2 separate regions of the Homo sapiens genome follow, and region 2 is linked to region 1. A link is an interaction called in ENCODE POLR2A ChIA-PET data of the cell type or tissue named here. Cell type or tissue: HepG2. All regions are shown on one strand. Links, peaks and the distances in the headings refer to the core of each region. The heading gives the core; the rest is flanking DNA.

Evidence for each region. Peaks named below come from ENCODE experiments on the same cell type or tissue, not always from the same donor. Only the 100,000 strongest peaks of a DNase experiment are listed, where the experiment ranks them.
Region 2: POLR2A ChIA-PET joins it to region 1 with 5 read pairs; 19 of 35 experiments call an interaction of 5 or more read pairs at or near these places.

Annotation. Positions count from the first base shown.
Region 1 is chr15:63,106,779-63,109,802 of GRCh38, forward strand. No RefSeq gene overlaps it. Among named protein-coding and RNA genes, the nearest start is that of LACTB, 14 kb to the right of the region's middle. In HepG2, for the core only: no CTCF peak of the experiment used is centred there; a DNase peak (open chromatin) is centred at 1,393.
Region 2 is chr15:63,052,196-63,054,925 of GRCh38, forward strand. The region is part of intron 2 of TPM1 (tropomyosin 1); the gene reads left to right. Among named protein-coding and RNA genes, the nearest start is that of TPM1-AS, 4.2 kb to the left of the region's middle. In HepG2, for the core only: no CTCF peak of the experiment used is centred there; DNase peaks (open chromatin) are centred at 1,366 and 2,353; H3K4me3 peaks cover 141 bases.

The DNA.
Region 1 (3,024 bases), core at 286-2,785:
CCAAAGTGGAGAATACTAGATGTTAATGATGAAGTCGGAGGTGTGGTTGGGGTCACTGTGCAGGCGTATGTAGATCTCCACAATGAGGCACAGGGGCCTTCCTTAGAAGTGCGTTGGGTATTAACAGTGATTAAGCATTAATTTGCTTTTCTCATTTCTTCCACTTCTCATAATGTGTAATTGAACAAAAGTAATGGCGAGGTTGGAGCACTCTGGCCAGGCTCCCTGTCCAAGATCCTTCAGCCTCATCCTAAGGTACACACTCCTCTCCCCCACTGTGTGCTGGGAGGCCGGGTTTCTAGCCTTTGGGTAGCAGAATCTGACTGAATGTTCCAAAGGGGTCCACTCACTTTAACAAATGACTTTTTTTTTTTTTTTTTTTGAGACAGGGTCTTGCTCTATTGCCCAGGCTGGAGTGCAGTAACACAATCTCAGCTCACTATAATATCTGCCGCCCGGGTTCAAGCAATTCTCATGCCCCAGCCACCAAGTTGCTGGGATTACAGGCATGTGTCATCACGCCCGGCTAAGATGGGGTTTTGCCATGTTGGCCAGGCTGGTCTCGAACTCCTGCCCTCAAGTGAGCCACCTACCTTGGCCTCCCAAAGTGCTGGGATTACAGGCTTGAGCCACTACCTGCAGCCACAGGTGACTTTAAGATATCCAAGTGGTGCCACCAGGATACTTAGGTCCAGAGACTCAAATGTGAAATCCTGGAAATTCTGTCTCAACAAAGCAACCAAGTGTCTTGTTATTAAAAAAAAAAAAAAAATCACATTGTGGCCAGGCGCGGTGGTTCAGACCTGTAATCCCAGCACTTTAGGAGGCCAAGGCGGCGGCAGTATCACTTGAGGTCAGGAGTTCGAGACCAACCTGGCCAACATGGTGAAACCCCGTCTCTACTAAAAATATAAAAATTAGCTGAGCGTGGTGGTGCATGCCTGTGATCCCAGCTATTTAGGAGGCTGAGGCATGAGAATCGCTTGAACCCGGGAGGCAGAGGTTGCAGTGAGCCCAGATCGTGCCACTGAACTCCAGCCTGGGTGAGAGAGTGAGACTCCGTCTCAAAATAAAATGAAATAAAATATAAAAAAATAATGTTGGGGAAAAAAGTGTTCATGCAGGTTCTTATACCAGTGCATCTGTTCTAAGTGAAAAGGGAAAAAGGGCAAGGATTCCAAGACATGCCTGTTAGAGACATCCAGCCTGTAGCAACGAGGCAGATATTGTTCTGGACTGCATTGACTTTTGCACCCAGAGTTATTTGGTTTGACAGACTGCCAAATCCTGAGGTTCAAAAGACCGTCCGTCACAAGTGGGGAAAGGGGCCAGCATTCTTGGGGTTGGATTCCCAGAATTCTCCAAATGTGAGTGTCCATAAGTAAGCCTCTCAGTCTAAGGCTCCCTCAGGATGGTGGTTTGGTTTTAGAGATAGTCCCTCTCCCCACCGCAAAGAATGTTAGGGGAATTCTGACGATAAAAGCATCAACCATGTTGGCCACCTACGAACTTGAACTTAGATATGTAAACTTCTCCCAGAAGCCACCAACATAGTCATGTCTGCGGTTCACAAGGATGGAGCAACCCCCTCACACTGAAGGCAGCTATTTTCATTAGGCCTGTCACAAAATACACAAGAGCTATCATTTCCTCCTTTTAATAATGTTTCATTGCAGACCAGGCACGGTGGCTCACGCCTGTAATCCCAGCAATTTAGGAGGCCAGGAGGGTGGATCACTTGAGGTCAGGAGTTCAAGACCAGCCTGGCAAACATGGCGAAACTCCGTCTCTACTAAAAATACAAAAATTAGCTGGGCATGGTGGTCCATGCCTGTAGTCCCAGCTACTTGGGAGGCTGAGGCATGAGAATTGCTTGAACCGGGAGGCAGAGGTTGCAGTGAGCTGAGATCACACCACTGCACTCCAGCCTGGGCGACGGAGAGAGACACTGTCCCAAAAAAAAAAAAAAAATCAGACTAGTTAATAGTAACTTATATATGCTGTGAAGTTTGGTTCCATCTTCGAAACTTTCCACCTCTTGCCTCATATTCAAACTGTCACCATCTCCTGTTAGATTTTTACTGCCAAACTACTCTGAGAAACCAACCACTCTGCTGCTTCTCCATTGCTACTACCCCAGCCAGGTCGCCTTCATGTCTCACCTCTGTTACCAAAAGGAGCTCCTAACTGCCCTCCTGTCCTCTCCTCCTTCCCCATAAAAGCTGTTCACCACGCTACAATCAGGAAGATGGTTTCAGCACACGTGATGCCATCCCCACTCTCTCCTTGCTGAAAATCTTTGCTCTTAGGCTAAAACTCAAAACCCCCGCCTTGCCCCCTGCCTGCCTATACAATCCCCCTTGACCTTTCCTCCCCATCTGTCTGTCTCTGCCTGCAGCCACAGTCACCTCCCAGCTCCCTGACTTCTCCCTGTCACCTATCCGATGATCACAGTTCAAATGGCACTTCTATAGGGAAGTTTCCCTTGAGGACCCCCAATCTGGGGCAGGTCTGTGTTAAATTTTCATTAACCATGTTTCTGTCCTTAAGAGCAATTAATCTTCATTTATAATTACATATACGTGAATGTGATGATTTGATTAAAAAAAATTCATTTTCTCCACTGGCCTCTAGGCTCTCTGAGCCTTACCCAAAGCCTGGCACATAAACAGTTTCTTGCAGAATGTTTATAGAATGATTTTCAGAAACGTAGAAATTGACTAACACAGAAAATTGAGAATCAGTTTTTAAAAAAAAAAAAAAGTCACCATGAAGGAGGTATTCCCCAAATTTTGAGACAAGGTTACTAATAAAGCTCAGTACATAATGGATGAGATTATTTCTGCACAGAATCCAGAAAGGAAAGTCCTAACAAGTTATCAAAAAGACAGGGGAAGGGCAGAGCAGACTTTGGAACCTGGGATGTGCGGCCAAAAGTCAGAGAGGTAGGGAGAGAAGGGCAGGGAGCTGTGAGGTCCTGGAGAACACTGGATCAAATGCTGTCACTGGGTACTGGTTTGTAAC
Region 2 (2,730 bases), core at 1-2,500, 55 kb before region 1:
CACTGGCAGTCAGCACATGGGCTGCTGTTAGAAGAAAGCTAACTTGGCTGGGTGCAGTGGCTCATGCCTGTAATCCCAACACTTTGGGCGGCCGAGACGGGTGGATCACCTGAGGTCAGCAGTTCGAGACTAGCCTAGCCAACATGGCAAAATCCCATCTCTACTAAAAATACAGCAATTAGCCGAGCATGGTGTCACGTGCCTGTAATCCTAGCTACTGGGGAGGCTGAGGCAGGAGAATCGCTTGAACCCGGGAGGTGGAGGTTGCAGTGAGCCGAGGTCATGCCACTGCACTCCAGCCTGGGAGACAGAGCTAGACTCCATCTCAAAGAAAAAAGAAGAAGAAGAAGAAAGCTAACTCAGTACACTAAGAGTGATTTACATGCCTGCAAATAATTTGTGTCTGGGGTCTTGACCCTCCCCAAATGCCTTGTTATTTATATCTCTGCTTTTAGATAACAGATGGTCATGTGTCTATGGGCTTGTACCGGCAGAGGCAACAGCAGGTCCTTAAGACTCCCCAGGTGCCATGATGAAAAGAACCTTAGAAAATATTGAAATAAGCTCAAAACTTAAAAAAAAAAATACCAGAAATAAAAGCTAGTAAAGGTGAGAGGTGTGGGGCTTTTGGAACATAGAGCATAATAAATCAGAATAAAAAGTAAAAATAAGAAAGAGAAAAAAGTGGCCCTGATTAAATTATAAAATTAAGCATATCTTGAATTCTAACGAGCCAAACAAAAATTCTACTAGGCCAGTATAATAGGGCCTGCAGAGCCTGTCATGGGTTCAGGGTTTTCCCATAAAGATAGGTGTACCTCAGATACTACTCCTAGGTCCTGGCTTTAACCTCAAAGCCCCTCTGCCTGTCCTGCTCTGAAACCTCTGGGGCAGTAGGCATTGACTTCTGGGCTAGGGAGTAAATGTTCCGTGTCCTTATGTGAGCTTCCTATTACCCATTAGCATTGTTTTATGAAGTTTTCAATTTTATATCCTGCCTCATTTCAAAAAGATTGTGATAATCACTTTAGCAGATGATTTGCATTGCAGCAACTGTTCTCCCAGTCCTGGTTAGGATCTGTGCCTGAGGCCTTTTGTGGGGAGTTGGGGTGGGGGCCGGAGAACATCTCAATCTGATCTCAGGAGAGATAAAGACACAGGAGTGAGAACTGCCAGTTCCAAGGTTTCCGTGATGTTCCGGGAAGCCAGGAGAAGTGACATAGTGGAGAGCCGGCATGCTGGGAGCCTAGTGACTTGGATCTTAATCCTGTCTCACACTGATGGCTGTATGGCCTCCACATACTTCTGTGCCCAGGGTCAGAGTTCCCTCCTGCCGCCTGTTTCTAGTCAAGAGCTAGAAGAATAGCCAGCTTCTTTGGGTGGTGGCAAAGGGGATTGTTTATTTATAGTACAGATTCCTGCCCTCCCCCTTTGACCTCCTGAATCAGAATCTCTAGGGACACGGCCTGGAAGTTTGATTTTTTTTTTTTTTTTTTTGTTTTTGAGACAAGAGTCTTGCTCTGTCGCCCAGGCTGGAGTGCAGTGGCATGATCTCGGCTCACTGCAGTCTCTGCCTCCCGGGTTCAAGCAATTCTCCTGCCTCAGCCTCCTGAGTAGCTGGGATTACAGGCATGTGCCACCATGCCTGGCTAATTTTTGTGTTTTTTGTAGAGACGGGGTTTCACCATGTTGGTCAGGCTGGTCTCGAACTCCTGACCTCATGATTGCCCGCCTCGGCCTCCCAAAGTGCTGGGATTACAGGCGTGAGCCACAGCGCCCAGCTGAAAGTTTTTTTTTTAATGCTCATCTCTGAGTTGATTCTGACACTCAGCCACTTGTGGGAATTGCTGATCTGGACAATGCCTAGGGATCCTTCTAGCTAAAAAATTGAGACCCTATTTTTTGGATTTACAGGGCCTCCTCAGGAAGGGGCAGCCACTCTCAGGTCTGCTGTGTGTGCCCTACCATTCCTCCCACTATATCACAAACTGGCACCTAGAAACTGGTCTCCATGCCCAGTCGTTGCTGGGGCACCCTGTATGAAGCCCTGCTGGCTGGTATTCCTGTAGGACATATTCTCTGATGTCCAGGAGTCTGAGGTTCTACAGAATGCCCCTGGGGAAACAAGAGTGGCATTTAGACAACAGCATTCTGTAAACACAGTGCCAAGAGCTAAGGGAAAGAATGGGGGTGGGGGTGATCGGAGGGAAGACACGGATGGATTGGTAGGGGCCCTTTGGGTAGGAAGATCTCATGTGCAAGGCTGGAATGAACATGAGGTGCTGTTTCCTTCCTTTCTGGTGACTCGGCTGTGTGGGGAGCTGGGGATAGAGACCTGTCACCCAGAGGGTTCTTTCCCCAAAGCATAAACAGTCGTCTTTCTGTGAGTACAAAGTCCTTGAGGTTCAGGCCCAGATCTAAAGCAGAGCAGAGAACTTGGAACTTGGTAGCTACAAAAAAGTTTTGAAAATCTTGCTGGCATTTCTCTAATAGGCCATAGCCTCTGTAACAAGGATATTTGCCATCATATTGAAAATGATAAGAAAGGGGGAAAGAAAAGAAAGTGTACAGTGCTTTTGAGTACATAACCTAGACACTCTATGGAGGCTTTTTGTTGTTGTAGGGCTTTTGGTTTGTGTGCTTGGTTTTTTTGTGTGGCTTTAAATTTTGTTTTGTTTTGTTTGCCCTTTGTTTTTGCTTCCGCTTTGAGTCTCCCCCCCACCCTCAAAA